Linked DNA regions of Homo sapiens: region 2 is linked to region 1. Evidence: read pairs that join two places in POLR2A ChIA-PET (ENCODE). Cell type or tissue: MCF 10A. All regions are shown on one strand.

Region 1 (8,000 bases):
GCGCTGGGCACATAGAAGTATTAACACTAGATTGACATGTTTGCTATCAAAATACAATATATATTATTCTTTTATTAAGTTTTAAAGCATTTTTATGTGGGTTTTTGGTCTCAATACTTGCCCTTTTTTTCTCTGTCTTCACTTAATCTTTCCCCACTGACTTCCTTCCCTGTCCGTAATCACGCTCAACTCTTTATTTAAAAATTAAATAAGCAGGGCCGGGCGTGGTGGTTCACGCCTGTAATCCCAGCACTTTGGGAGGCTGAGGCGGGTGGATCACGAGGTCAGGAGTTCGAGACCAGCCTGGCCAACATGTTGAAACCCTGTCTCTACTAAAAATATAAAAATTAGCTGGGTGTGGAGGCACGCGCCTGTAATCCCAGTTACTCGGGAGGCTGAGGCAGGAGAATCGCTTGAACCCGGGAAGCCGAGGTTGCAGTGAGCCGAGATCATGCCATTGCACTCCATCCTGGGCAACAGGGCAAGACTCCATCAAAAAAAAAAAAAAAATTAGCCGGGCATGGTGGCTCACGCCTGTAATCCCAGCACTTTGGGAGGCGGAGGTGGGCAGATCACGAGGTCAGGAGATTGACACCATCCTGGCTAACATGGTGAAACCCCGTCTCTGCTAAAAATACAAAAAAATTAGCCGGGCGTGGTGGCGGGCACCTGTAGTCCCAGCTACTCGGAAGGCTGTGGGAGGAGAATGGCGTGAACCTGGGAGACAGAGCTTGCAGTGAGCCCAGATCGCACCACTGCACTCCAGCCTGGGGGACAGAGCAAGACTCTGTCTCAAAAAAAAAAAAAAAAAAAAAAAAAAAAATTAAATAAGCAGCGCAACCTTCCATTGACATTGATACTCATCTATTCCTTACCAAGTTTTTCTCTGAGATGGTATTTTTTGAACATCTAAAAGGAAGATATATACATGAGGTAAGCCCTTGCTTCTGTCTGGGAACAGTTTTCTGCCCTGGCACATGGAAGTGGAGCCTCTGCAGAGCTCAGTCTCACTGGGCTGGCTGAGGAGGCAGGGATTAGAGTTTGAGTATGCTGAGGCAGCTGGAATTTGCAAGGCGGGTCTTTAGAGAGGATGGCAGTCACAGAAGTCTGTCTGGGGACTTGCTGCTCAACATCATTTGCCAAAAGCTGATCTGCACGTGTATAGGTCAAGACTCCATGAGGCCTAGGAGAAATTGCCAGCAGCAGGGCTGAGGGCTGAATGGTGATACAGAGGTTTTACTGTGCTGGGAGATGTTCAAGTTCTGGCTCAGCTAGAATATAAATACCACATTAGGTACCTTAAGTGTTCTGTTGAGACACCAAAAAGGCCGCACTCCAGAGTAAGCTATGCCCTAAGTCTAAGTTCAAGACAAATAGACTGGGTGGGTGTGGTGGCTCACTCCTGTAATCCCAGGACTTAGGGAGGCCGAGGCGGGCAGATCACGAGGTCAGGAGTTCGAGACCAGCCTGACCAACATGGTGAAACTCGTCTCTATTAAAAATACAAAAATCAGCTCGGTGTGGTGGCGCGCGCCTGTAATTCCAGCTACTCAGGAAGCTGAGGCAGGAGAATCGCTTGAACCTGGGAAGTGGAAGTTGCAGTGAGCCAAGATAGCGCCACTGCACTCCAGCTTGGGCGACAGAGCGAGACTCTGTCTCAAAACAAACAAACAAACAGACAAAAAACAAATAGACTTTCCCTAAAAAAGAATGTAAAATTGATCCGGATGGAGCCAAAGTGATCTACCAATAATTTAACTGCCTTCCAGAAAAAAAGCTCAACACACTTTAAAGGAAGACCACATAGTCCAGAATCTCTACCATGTTCACCATATGATAAAAAAAATTACTAATCATGTGAAGAAGTGGAATGAGACCTACAATCACAAAAAAATGCAGTCAATAGAAACAGAAACTGAGATGACCTAGATGTTGCCATCCCACAGAAACCTGTAATGCGTTCTCCCAATTTTTTGCTAATATTTAACACATTCGTCAAGATCTTATTCAAATGGTAGGTTTTTTTCAAGAGGCTTCCCTGAATTCCTCCAATATGAAATAATTTATTTCTCTTTTGACTTCTCACTGGTTTATGTCTCTCCTGTGATACCTAATTATATTATAGTCATCTGCGTACTTATTTTCTTTCCTTGGCTGAGGCCAAGGATTTGTATTTTCTCATCTTTTTAGTTACTGATGTATTTAGCCACCAAAGTCATGTACAGATGGTCCCCAACTTACAATGCTTTGACTTACAATTTTTCAACTTTACAATGATGTGAAAGCTAGACGGATTCAGTAGAAAACTACTTCAAATTTTAAATTTTGATGTTTCCCCAACTGTAGGCTAATGTAAGTGTTCTGAGTTCTGAGCACGTTTGAGATTGGCAAGGCTAAGCTACGCTGTTTGGTAGGTTAGGTGTATTAAGTGCATTTTTGACTTATGGTACTTTCAGTTTATGATGTGTTTATCAGCACATAGTTTCATTGTAACTTGAGGAGCATCTGTAGTAAGCACTCAATAATTATTTTTGAATATATGAATAAAAGATATGTGTTTCATATTTCCCTGTTGTTTTAAAACCATATACACTCTTCAATTTTTGTATTTACTCATGTGCAGATAGGTATGAGTGAAAAATCCATCTTAATGTTAGTTTAAATTATGAGTTTTCATAGAGGTTTCCATGAATTAGCAGACTAAAGAGATTGGTCTTCTTTCCTGTTGTACAAATAAAAAAAAAAGCAGTTGGTTATTGTTTTTATTCCAGAATATTAAATATAAATTTATTTGTGTCTATCTTCACTAGACTGTAAGGTCCATGAGGCCAGAGACATGGTTTAATATCCCCAGTATTTTCCATTCTTGACACATAGTAAATACTTAATAAGTACTTATTAAATGTCTTACATTGACTGGTATTTGGCCAAGTTTTGATAAATATTTTACCATTTCATGATAATTTATTTTAAGCCATTTTGAGTGTTTCAAGAAAAGCCTGCAGAGTTTTAAAATAATTTTTCTCAGATATCATAGCTGTACTATAAGGCCTATTAATTATATTTTAACAAAAGCTAGATAGGTAGTGTTTTCCTTTACTTGTTAATTTTTTAAAGATGGTTTTAGCTGTTCATTTTATTGCTATTTATATATATCATATTGACAGTATTTATAAGCTTTCTTTGACAACAATTCATAAGTTAAAAAAAGTCAGTTTGTGGAGGCTTGTCTAGCTATATAGAAAGTGGAAATGGTTAATAGAATGTTTAATGTCATCATATTTCAAAGTTAGAGATTATCTAATCACTATACCCTATGAAAAATGACTTCTAGAAAGTTAAAGTGAGCTGTTCACAAAGTCAGAACACGCTCATATTTTGTATAACTACTACAACCTTTTAAAAACAAAAATATATGAGGAAGATATTTTTTGTATTCTGAAAATAACAAGGGTTTGCATATTAAGATATAATCAATATGAAAACATCTCTACTTCTGGCAAGTTTTAACATGGTAAAGAGCTTGAAACAGCTCTGAATTTTTTTTTTTGAAAATTTTTAATTTTGATATTTTCTTTTGACTCTACATAGAGAGAGTCATGTCCGTTTTATAACCTTCCACTCTCCCCCTGTCTACCCCAAAAGAAACAACCTAGCAATGCTCAAAATGACAAATCCAGCCTTTGTTTCACCAGATTATTTCAATCTGGCACTGGCACTACCACTAGCTTGGTCTGATTATAGTTAATCCACTGCCTACAACATGACAAATGTTTTTGGTCCAAGTTGAATGGCGAAGTCTTTTCAAACAGGGAAAGCAGTTGTCAGCTGTCCTTGTTGTGGTACCAACATGTATCATGTCAGGACAGCCAAACAAAGAAGAGGATGATTCAGAATGCTGACCCGAGTACACAGAACCTTGTTAACTCTGGTGGGTTTTCTGCAAGGCTTGTTAATAGTGATAGAAAAAAGAAATCATAGCACAAACCCCATATTATATTGGTTGCCTTAGACTGTATACACTTATCAACTAATATCAAATGCAATTACAAAACTGTGAATTATAATTTCTAGTTTCTCTATAAATGACACATTTCTCCTTAAAAATCTCAATTTATTTAAGATTTTCTTAAACATTTCTCCTCTAGTTTGTTAAGCTTGTTTAGTAGAAACAATACCACTTACAGTACTTGAATTTTATGAGTGCTATAGCTGTTGGGGTCACTCATTCAAAAAAAAAAAAACAAAACCTTAAATTCTCTTGGTGTGCTTACCATTCATCTTTTCTTTTATGGGAGATATTGCCCTTTTTTCTCTTTGGGGTGAGTGATGCATGATGTTGTTTCTGCAATGGGCAGAATACTATAGACTATTATATACACTTATGGATGTATGCTCTACATGGCCTATGCTCATCCTTCTGACTACAAGCTAGCTCATTAATTCTGCAGAGAGGTATACTCCATAGACAAGAATAAACATTTTCTCCACTTTATTTTAGATGACTCACTTTTTTTGATGCTTTTTTAAAAATTTAGATTTTTCTATTTTTTTCCTTGTTCTTTTTTTTTTGACTGGGTTCCTAATTATTTTCTTAAAAAATGTGAATTATTTCTACTTTACAAATTAATGTGAGAAATGAAAGTAAAACATGATACTTTCTTTATTAGTAAAGCATGTCATGATCCAATAGGTTTGTGTTGTAATTTCTCCTTGAAAAGAACTGAGTTTATGGTCTTTACTTCACATCCCAGCTGTTCGAGAATTGCTAAATCCATAGGGAGTTGCGTGAGTTATGTAATTGGCATGAATTATTTGAGTTTGAGGAAACACAATTACCACATAATGTTAGCCAGTGCTGGATGAATCTAAATTCAAGGACTCAGGGTTGCAGAGGTCTGTGGGACCGTGATGTTTTCTTTGTTGAGTGCAGTTGTAAATTTATTTCTTCTTTTTATAGCTTGTAAGTAAAAAATACATCATTCTTCAGCATTTTGCCTCATTAATGTCTAGCAAAGACATGCTATGAGGAGAGACTACTTAAACAAAAGATGAAGTAAACAATTAAACAGGCTTAGGGAATGTGAAACTAATAATGTTGGGGCTTATAACATTCAGACCCCTCCATTCTCTTTCACCTCTTTTTCTTCCTTTAAAAACACTGTGAGGAGGTACGAACATAACATTTCTTGCCAAATATTTTTGTTCTTTCACAGTGGGAGAAAGAGAAAGAGAAAGAGCTTTCTTTATGTACTTTGCTGCTCTGAGATTTCCTTTCCTGTTCCCTCAAGATGAGCCTTGAAACTTGGCTCCTCAGTCTTTGAAGTACCAGATTCTAGAATAAAATTAAATAGTATTCAAGAGCATGGTGTGGTTCTGCTACTTGAACCTACATGTTAGGCCACCTACAACGATCAGATATTTGGGCTGTAGAATATTACATGTCCTTCAAAGAATGCATTCTGAAATGGATTTGTTTTCCTACATAATTCCCAATGCAATAACTCTGAAGAATAAAGTTTGTAGCAGGAATTTATGATATACATTTCTGTGGTTTTTTTTTTTTTTTTTTTTTTTTTTTTGAGACGGAGTTTCGCTCTTATTGCCCAGGCTGGAGTGCAATGGCATGATCTCAGCTCACCGCAACCTCCGCCTCCCAGGTTCAAGCTATTCTCCTGCCTCAGCCTCCCTAGTAGCTGGGATTACAGGCATGTGCCACCATGCCAGGCTAATTTTGTATTTTTAGTAGAGACAGGGTTTTTCCATGTTGGTCAGGCTGGTCTCGAACTCCTGACCTCAGGTGATCTGCCTGCCTCAGCCTCCCAAAATGCTGGGATTACAGGCGTGAGCCACTACGCCCGGCCTGTGATACACATTTCTATTGGCTCTGCAATGTTAGGTGCTATCCAAAGACTTTTTAATCCTTCTAAGAACTCCTTTTCATTTACAGTAGAAAAATGATGTAGTGTGCAGGCCAAGGGAAACTGTGTTCCAAAGAATAACTAATCATCTATCTTTTTGACAGTTTTTTATGTTCCAGGTGTAAAGTTACTGTTCCAGGTATTTTCCTGTGTAATGTCATTTACTTTTCACCACAACACTGGATTTGGTGTTTTAAACTCTATTTAATAGATGAGATTGAGACTCAGAGGTTTTGTGACTTGCCTCGTGCCACGTAACTAGCAGTAGCAGATCCTGTACTTAAATCAAGATTCATGACTCCTCATCTTCCTTTTTTGTTCTTCCTTCCCATGCTTCCTTTGTGTCCCAGTGAATGCATGATAGAATTTGTTTATCTGCTTACAATAAAATCTACAAAATTAATAATCTTGTGCTATTTTCTATTCCAGCCATGTCAAGTTATCAATTATTTTTTTTATTGGAGACAGGGTGACAATATAATTTATTTTTCAAAACAGGATACTTTTGAGAGTTAAAAGGAGTGCTATTAATTATGCACGGAGAAAGCAAGCTTATATCAAAATTATCCAAGGCAAACTAGAATCTATAAATGCCCTCATTATTTAAAAAGCTAGAGGTAATATGGCTTAGTAGTTAGAAGTAGCAGCTCTGGAGGCAGAGCTAAGTTCAAATCCTGATTCTACTATTTACTAGCCATCTTATATTTGTCAAACTGCCTCACCACTATGCCTCAGTTTCCCTGTATATAAAATAAAAATAATATTATTAATACCATTTAATTGTATTTTAAATGAGGTTATACATGCATAGCATTAGGAAAGAGGAAACCCTTGATAAGTATTGTCTATTATTACGCATGGAGAAAGAGTGATTTCTGTCATTATGCTTTGAGTGGTATCAAAAGACTTGCCTGAAGATAAATACAGCTTCATTTCTATAGTCAGTCCTTAGAATTAAAGCATAGTTTTCTGAAAGCGTTACCTAATAAGTTCTCAATAAATATTTACTAAAGGAATGAATGAATAAGTTATCCCAGAGGAATAAAATGTGCTAGCATCCATGGTTACAAGGATAATTTGTATTTCAAAAAAGACATAAAAGTATAGTGGTGGGCTAGGTAAGTTTTGATGATAGCAGTGGGTGGGTGGGAATTGGGGTAGGAGAAATATTTAGCACCTGATGATCCTGGGAGGGCTGATTCAGATGGGATATGGGAGTTCTAGGTGGCTCTGGGCCAGTGAAACAGTTCTGGATTCCAGGGGGAAGGAAGGGATGGAAATGGAAGAGGCCATTACACAAATGCTATCTACACAAAAATTTTATTGGTGTTATGTGCTAGAAAAGGGGAAATAGCCCTGTCATGCCAGGAACATTTGCCCTTGGAATTAGACTAACTTTATTAAGCTTGGGTAAGTCCCCTGGGCAAGCAGCCCCAGCTATTTCATTGGTAAATTATACATACATCTACCTTATAGGGCTGTTGTGAGGATTAGAATGAAGTAAGTGTCTGCATGTGTGTGTATGCATGTATATAACATCCTGCTTATTATAGAAACTCAACAAATGATAGCTTCTATAATTATTAAGGATCGTAACAATTACCCAACTCAAATTTTGAAGAATTTTGAAGTAAAGTGTTTGAAAGCTCTTTATGAATATAAAGTACTTTACAAAGATATGGACTTGCTATGAATGCTGACATTGTCCTGTTTACCAGCTCTAGACCTTGGATGTACTGCTATTAGAAAATAGCGTGTTTCATATTCACATGGTCAGAGTTGTAAAGATTCAGAATCAGTGAGACTGATATGCATGCTAAGGGTATTGAAGTGAAACTTTAAGGCATAATTGTTCTTTTTGTTCTTGTTATTAGTTTATCCTTTTTGAATTCTGAGATCATAGGATATGGGATATTAGTTTGATGTCTGCAAAACCAATCGAACTCCAAGTATTTTGCTTCTTAAGCTGTTGCTTTTAGGATGGCCTTTAGGATGCGTAGTGGGTAAATCTTCATTCATTTGCACATTCTAAAAATATATTTTTATAAGTCTTTTATATCCCCCAAATGGTTATTTCAA
Region 2 (8,000 bases), 71 kb before region 1:
CTGCTTTCTGTGGTAATTTAGTGGCCCAGTTTTCTTCTGTTCATTTGCTCTGCCATTCCCCGTTAAAGCTGTGTGGTTGAAGTGAGGTCACAGGCAAATCTGTGTTTTAGCTTGCATAAAGGAAACAAAAGAAGTTTAAGGCAAGCAATGTTCTTTGAGGCAAGAAAGGAGAAATTCTGCTCAGAAGGCCACACTGAGTTGCAAGGGAGCTTGGGAGCTGTAGTCTTTGGGCAGGCAGTTATATATCTTGCCTAAACACTATTACTTTGAAATAAGATCGCATCCTTTAATTCAATAGTTCATTTTCTTATAGTCTTTCCTGAGGAAATAAATGAATTTCAGAAAACAAGTGTTAATTACCTAATGAACAATAACTCAGCCAACGAGAGAAATATTCAGTATGTTATTTACTGGAGAAGGAAGCTACTTAAGAAGCATCTATATAGTTTCATTAAAGGGTGTTAGAGGCCATGATGAGGAGTTAAATGAGATGGAAAATGACTGGAGAGCGTTTTTTTGTTTTTTTGTTTGTTTGTTTGTTTGTTTTTTTGAGACAAGGTATTACTCTGTTACCCAGTCTGGAGTGCAGTGGCATGATTGTGGCTCATTGCAGCCTCAACCTCCCTGGGCTCAGGGGATCCTCCCACCTCAGCCTCCTGAGTAGCTGGGACTACAGGTGTGTACCACCACTCCAGGCTAATTTTTAAATTTTTTTTAGGGATGGGGTTTCGCCATGTTGCTCAGGCTGAGAGAGTTTTAAGTAAGAGAGAGAACATTCTGCTTGCTCTATAGAGGACAACTGGAAGCTGTTGCTGTAGTCCAGGAGACAAGTGATGATGGTAGCCTGTGCTAGAGTTTAGGAGTAGTGACAATCTTTTGAATATTAAACCTTTGTTAACTCTATAGATTTTGGAAGGAACAATTTGTCAGTGAGGCCACATTTCGCACTTCACTTAGCTCATATTATAAGAAATAGTGGCAAAAGATCACTGTATGGGGGGTGTTGGTAGGTACCTGAACAGTGCTATTTTTAAATTGCCAGTTAATTTTAGCTAGAGAGATCAGCAAAATTCCAAGAAACTAAATACAAAAAGACACTTTTTTTTTTTTTTTATGATGGAGTCTCAAAGTCTACTATTTTTAGTAGAGATGGGGTTTCACCATGTTGGCTGGCCAGGCTGGTCTTGATCTCCTGACCTCAAATGATCCGCCCACCTCGGCCTCCCAAAGTGCTGAGATTACAGGTGCAAGCCACCACCACTGGCGAGAATTCACTTTCTTTGTCTACTTTAACTGCATTACTTTCTATGTATTTGATTTAGCAACTATATTTCAGATATTTGTGTGGAAACAGTATATCCCTAACAAGATTATAAACCCATCGAATATCATGCACTTTGGTATCATTTTCAGTGACTTGAACATAATAGGTGTTCAATTAAATAAGTGTAAAAGAATTAACTCTGTGATATTGTGATATATAAACAAACACATATATTAATATTCATCCCTAGTTTCTGACGCAGAGCTCATAAAACCTTGGTAATTTCCTAGATAATGAGGAGAGATTAGCATAATTTGCTATTCATAAGGCCCTTTCAACCAAACCTGAGTTTATGCTAATGAGGTGACTCTTGGTGGGGGCAGGGGCCTGCCCTAGATAGCTTCAGGATGGGAACTCTTTGCCAGAGAAACCAACCATGTGATTAGAGGATTTAAACTTTCAGATCCACCACACCTCCATAGAGGGGAGGGGGGCTGAAAATTGAGTCAGTCTCCAATGGCCAAAGATTTAATCAACCATACCTCTGTAATGGGACCTCCATAAAAAGAAACCATTAACAATAGGATTCAGAGAGCTTCCAAGTTGGTGAATGTATCCACATGTTGGGACCACATCAAACACCACGGGGACAGAAGCTCCTGCACTCTGGACACTTGGAGACCTCACCTTACATGCCTTTTCATCTGGCTGTTCATTTGTGTACTTTATAATATTCTTTATAACAAACTGGTAATAATAAGTAAAGTGTTTCCCTGAGTTCTGTGAGCTATTATAACAAATTATCAAACCTAAGGACGGAGTCAGTCGTGGGAACCCCCAATTTGTAGCCAAGCTGGACAAAAGTGTGGGTAACCTGGGTACCCACTACTTGTGATTTTTATTTGAAGTTGGGGGCAGTCTTGTGGAACTGAGCCCTTAACCTGTGGTGTCTGCGTTAACTCTGGGTAGTCAGTGTCAGAATTGAATTAAATTGTAGGGCACTTGGTGTCTGCAGAAAATTGGGAAATTTCTTGATGTGAAAAACCCACATATCTGGTGTCAGAGATGTTCTGTTTCAGTAGAAACAGTAGTAGACTTGAACAGTTTTACTCTTTATATAGCTTATTTCCAATAGAGAACAAATGGAAACAAGTGCTCTTGGAATCTCATATTGAATTCCACAGTCACAAGCATCCTGGTCAACTCAGGGGAAAATATCACACACTTGGTACAAAGCAAATAGATGAGTTAAATATTATATATTAAATGACAAATTTATTATGATATTAGTAATTTATAATTATTAGATTGAATTATTTCCATAAAAATATGCAAATACTATTATATTGATTACAATATCAAATAATGATATTATAGCCTTAATTAACATATAAGAAAATGGCACAATTCACTTTAAATATAAGGGACAAAGACAAAATAATGAAAACCAAGGGTTTGCATATTTTGTGATTATTTTATAGGAAACAGCTAATTATTAAACTAAGGAAAACTAAAATTAAATATTTATTTTTCTACTTAAGAAGTGTCTTGGCCGGGCACAGTGGCTCACGCCTGTAATCCCAGCACTTTGGGAAGCCGAGGCAGGTGGATCACCTGAAGTCAGCAGTTCGAGACCAGCCTGGACAACATGGTGAAACCCTATCTGTACTAAAAATACAAAAATTGGCCAGGTGTGGTGGCACATGCCTGTAATCCCAGCTACTTGGGAGGCTGAGGCAGGAGAATCACTTGAACCCGGGAGGGGGAAGTTGCAGTGAGCCAAGATTGTGCCACTGCACTTCAGCCTGGGGGACAGAGCAAGACGGTGTCCAAAAAAAACAGTGAATTCTCCTCTCTGCTAGGGGAGCATTATATTTTTTGTAATTTTAGAATTACATCATTTCTGGTCACAGCTGTCTAAGCGGGCTATGATTTTGCTTCATAAAGTCTTATTGATTTTGATTATTCTTACCTTAAAGATTACATGTGTTACCATTTATCCTAATGAAATTAAGATAAAACCTGATTTTTTTTACCAGCCTTTAGATTCAGTATTAGACACAGAACATTTTATAAGGATCCTTGATAAGGCTCTTACTTCCTTGTCTTATCACAGAAGTAGAATTAGAAGCTCTGTAACAAATATCCAACCCCTCCACCATTTTGATAATCTGTTTTTGGACTGGGTATATAGTAGGTGATCAATAAATGATTATTGAATGAATGAATGTAAGCCTGAATGGATGGTTCTGACTTCCTGTCTGCTTATCTGCCTATCCGTCCAGGTCTGTACATCTATTTCTGTTGGACTATATGTGAATCCTCTCAAAATAGAATTATTGTGTATTGCACTGAGTCTCATGGTTACCTCACTGAGATTGCCCATGAACTAAACTCAGTGGTGACTAGCTTAAAACACACACACACACCACCTACCAATATTTTATGACTTAAACATATATATATGTATATATGTATATATAGATATATATAAACTCTTATATAAAAGATGATCTACTGAAAGGCGGTGGGGTATGGTGGTGGTAGTGATTTATAGATGAAATCACTCCCACGGCATTGGCATCTTGGCAGTAGCTTATTCCTCAGCTTCTCTGAACTAGGCGTGGAACTCCAGTTACTTCCCATATATCTGATACATTTAGGCTGCAACAAATTCAAGTGCTTTTCTTGCTTATTTTTCCCTTCTTTTAGAACAGAAGAAACCAGAAAAAAAATATTTTGTGAGAAAACAACAGTTCCTTACTCTGTACCACCTGCTTAAATGCAAACCAAAGGCACTCAAATGATGCAACCCAAGAGTGTGGAAGAGGCTGGCGGATGGGCTGTCACGTCTGGCTGATCTGATGTCAGAGCAGATCATGTGGTGCTCTGTGGGCAGCTGGGACTGGCCCGCCGAAAGCACATGGATTACAGTCTGAGGCTGTAATGGGAAAGTCGGTTCCTGGGCTGCTGTCTCATAGACATCAGCTTGCAGGGAAGCTGGGGGCTCTCCGAATTGCCCTGCTCCGGGGCCCCTCCTGCTGCGTGACTCACAGGCACATTGCAGAGAGAAGCTGCCGCTCCCAGTAAGTGCTTAAAGAAGGTCTTTATTCAGAGCATTTTGGAAGCGGGGAGGAAGTGTTTGTGTTGATAGGGGGTGCTGGAAGCCTTTGTAAAACCCCCTCCTTGGGTCTGGGCTGGGCAGCGGCGCTTTCCATGCCATTCTGGAGTTCAAAGGCAGCGCTGATGTGCAAATGTTCCCCAGCCCTGGTTTTGGTTTGTTCTCCATGTGATGTGTTTTTCTGATTTGCATTTTCTCTTTCTGTAATCGTAGGGCAGATTTTTAAGATCTGGTTAAAGTGAATTGATTTATTTGAGATTCCCAGCCCCAGAGTGGACTTGGTGTTCCCTGTATGATAAGCAGGGAGAGGGGCAAGAGGGTGGTGGCTCTTTTGGTCAGAATACTGCTTGTGTTAAGACACTGGCTGTGTCTGTGCCGGAGAAAGTGGTTGCCACCCCTTCTCTGCATTGGGTGAGTAGGTGGTGTGAGAGAAAGCGGGGGTGAACCAGCAGTAAAGAGATTTAATTAGTTTTTGGTAAACAGCAGTGCTATTAGTATGTTGCCTTTTTTTATGGTCAAAATTTATATTAAATAGTGTCAGCTGGCAGAACAGGTGCTGGCAGTAGAAGAATGATGGAGTTCTTTCTCCCTTTCCCAGCTAGTGAATTGTCTTTCCTGCATCGAAAGCCCAATTAAGGAGTAGAGAGAAATGTAACAGATACAGATTTCTGAGCAGTGTTTTTTTGTTTGTTTGTTTGTTCTTTGGCTTGGTTTTTATTTTTTATTCCTAAAAAGCACCACATTCCCACACTCATGCATCAGGAATGATTCTCACCTCGACGATGTCTTAGGTGTGGCCTTTTTGGAGAGCAAAGGAATAAATTCAATAACATCTTTCTCTTCCTCCTGAGCATATAACATTAAGTTTGCTTTAGAGACTGAAAATAAATGTGTGTGGTTGGAAGGAGATATAAAGGGGAATTTAGAAGAACAGATTGTTTATTTGCCCTGGCACTTTTCTGTGAACACTTGATAGAGTTCTAGGTCAAGGTGTATGGTGTCCCCTTGAGGGATAATAGGCAAATAATTAGGCTATGTCTTTAAGCATTGGAAAATCTTTATTTTTTAAAGGAAGAGAACCTAGTCTTTTCTATGAATCTCTGCACAAACCAGAGACTTTGGGGCCAAACACTGATTCCAGAAACACTTAGGCATTGAAGAAACTTTTGGGTGAGAAAGATGATGGTATGAATGCAAAGAAAATATGCTTAGATGAGTTTTGTCCTTTTTTTTTAGCCTTTTGCAGTATATGGTTTAAGTCACAGAACAACAAACAACAGAAGAGAGCATGCCCCACCCAGTGTTGTGAACATGGATGATTCCCCTCCCATTCTATTCCACTGAACTGCATAAACACTAGCACAGAGACAGTTCTAATTCATCTTTTGAACCCTGTATGTTACAGGTACAAGCCATATAAAATGAAGACATAGAGAAATGGAAGATCCTCCCACCCCACCCTACTTTCTCCTCCTTCCATATTGTTGAGTGAAGCTATATTCATCTTGGAAAGGGTCTGCATCACTGCTTGTAATTTTGTTAGCCATTTCTTGTAGACGAGCACGGTGTGAGGAATTCAGAGGTAGTCTTCCTGATCTGGCCCTCCGTCTCTGCCTAGACCACACCCCCTTTTTTGGCCACATGCCTAAAACTCTCTGAAGGGGAGTGTGATAAAACGATGCTCATCCTTGGGCACATGGATTCCTCGGTCACAAAACTGAAGAGGCCTGATTTCTCTGCAGACACACATTTCCTGCTTCTCAGGGTGAAGATACCCATTTATGGGGGTTTTAGAATTCCTTTTCTTTAACACAGTAATGTGAAAAGAAATGGAAGAAAATTATCCATTTTTCCATCTCACTCACACAACTATGTTTAATGTCCTGTATCCTCTTCCTGTCTTTATCATCACATTAGGCTAGCTATGTTTAATGCAGAAGGGCTATCCACACTCCTTCAGATTTCTGCTTTTCAGGGAAGGCACCTGTAGTTACAGTCTTAGAACTGGACCAGACCCTATTAGGACTGATAGTTCAGCCATATTTCACAGAGGGTAAAGCTGGTCAGAGTTACACATCTGATGAGTGACAGAGTTGGGACTAGAACTCAGATTGCCTGACTGCCCAGTGCTCCTTCTGCAATCATGCAACCTAAGGAGAGAACATTTTCTTTAAAAATTAGGTGTTTTTTTCAATTTCTGGTTCTTTTTTATTTAAAATGCTGTGTAATTATTAGCATAGTAAAATGACTGTAATTTCACCGTCTTTCCCGAAGAATGTCTTGCAATAGATTGGAAAGTCAATTTTGTGTTTTTAAATTAGAGACAGGTTCTTGCTATGTTGTCCAAGCTGGACTCAATTCCTGGGCTCAAGTAATCCTCCTACCTTAGCCTCCCAAGTAGCTGGGATTACAGGCATGAGCCACTGTGCCTAGCTTTGCCTTTGTTTTTCTGTTTTTCGAGATAGGGTCTCTCTCTGTTGCCCAGGCTGGAGTGCAGGGGCATGATCATAGCTCATGTAACCTTAAACTCGGGTTCAAACAATCCTTCAGCCTTAGACTCCTGAGTGACTGGGACTACAGGTGCATGCTGCTATACCGGGATAATTTTTATTTATTTATTTATTTTTTTGAGACCGAGTTTCACTCTTGTTGCCCAGGCTGGAGTGCAATGGCGCGATCTTGGCTCACCGCAACCTCCGCTTCCCGGGTTCAAGCGATTCTCCTGCCTCAGCCTCCCGAGTAGCTGAGATTACAGGCATGCGCTACCATGCCTGGCTAATTTTTTTTGTATTTTTAGTAGAGACGGGGTTTCTCCATGTTGGTCAGGCTGGTCTTGAACTCCTGACCTCAGGTGATCCGCCCGCCTCGGTCTCCCAAAGTGCTGGGATTACAGGCATGAGCCACCCCGCCCGGCCCCTTAAATGTTTTTTGTAGAGATGGAGTCTTGCTGTGTTGTCAGGGCTGGTCTGGAACTCCTGGGCTCAAATGATCCTACTGTGTTAGCTTCCCTAGTAGCTGGGATTACAGGCATGCACCATCACACCTAGTTCAGATTGGGAAATCTTTACAGAGAAAATTAAGTTCTGTTTTCTTAGGAAAGTAGCATATTTATATTCTTTGTGGGTCATGTGATGAGATCTCAAATACCTGATTGTTATAGTTTTCTAATCTTGGCTTTCTGAGAATGTAGACTACCCTAATTTTTTTTTTTATTTTTTTTTTGAGACTGGGTCTCAGTCTGTCACCCAGGCTGGAGTGCAGTGGTGTGATCACAGCTCATGTAACCTTGAACTCTTGGGCTCAAGTGATCCTCTCACCTCAGCCTCTTGAGTAACTGGGATTATAGGCAAGCACCACTATGCTGTCTTCTACCCTAATTAATAAGGGGGATTATTGTTCAGTTATGGCAAATCACATACCACGAGAACATTTAGAAGCTTCATTCTATTTGGGTGGTTTTCTGAGTCATAGATTTTTTTTTTTTTTTGAGAAAGGGTCTGTCTGTCACCCAGGCTGGAGTACATTCGTGCAATCTTGGCTTAATGCCACCTCCGCATCCTGGGCTCAAGCCATCCTCCTATCTCAGCCCCACCAAATAGCTGGGACCACAGGTGT

What was found. Peaks named below come from ENCODE experiments on the same cell type or tissue, not always from the same donor. Only the 100,000 strongest peaks of a DNase experiment are listed, where the experiment ranks them.
Region 2: POLR2A ChIA-PET joins it to region 1 with 6 read pairs; 3 of 35 experiments call an interaction of 5 or more read pairs at or near these places.

What each region holds. Positions count from the first base shown.
Region 1 is chr4:112,885,003-112,893,002 of GRCh38, forward strand. LOC102723896 (a long non-coding RNA gene) reads right to left here and starts at 951. Exons shown (of 3, transcript XR_007058233.1): 1 at 876-951. It also overlaps a transcript of ANK2 not described here. In MCF 10A, no CTCF peak of the experiment used is centred here; a DNase peak (open chromatin) is centred at 4,779.
Region 2 is chr4:112,813,915-112,821,914 of GRCh38, forward strand. It overlaps a transcript of ANK2 not described here. Among named protein-coding and RNA genes, the nearest start is that of MIR302CHG, 170 kb to the left of the region's middle. RefSeq lists a silencer at 7-66 and enhancers at 3,887-4,412, 4,033-4,082, 4,213-4,262, 4,413-4,936. In MCF 10A, no CTCF peak of the experiment used is centred here; a DNase peak (open chromatin) is centred at 4,167.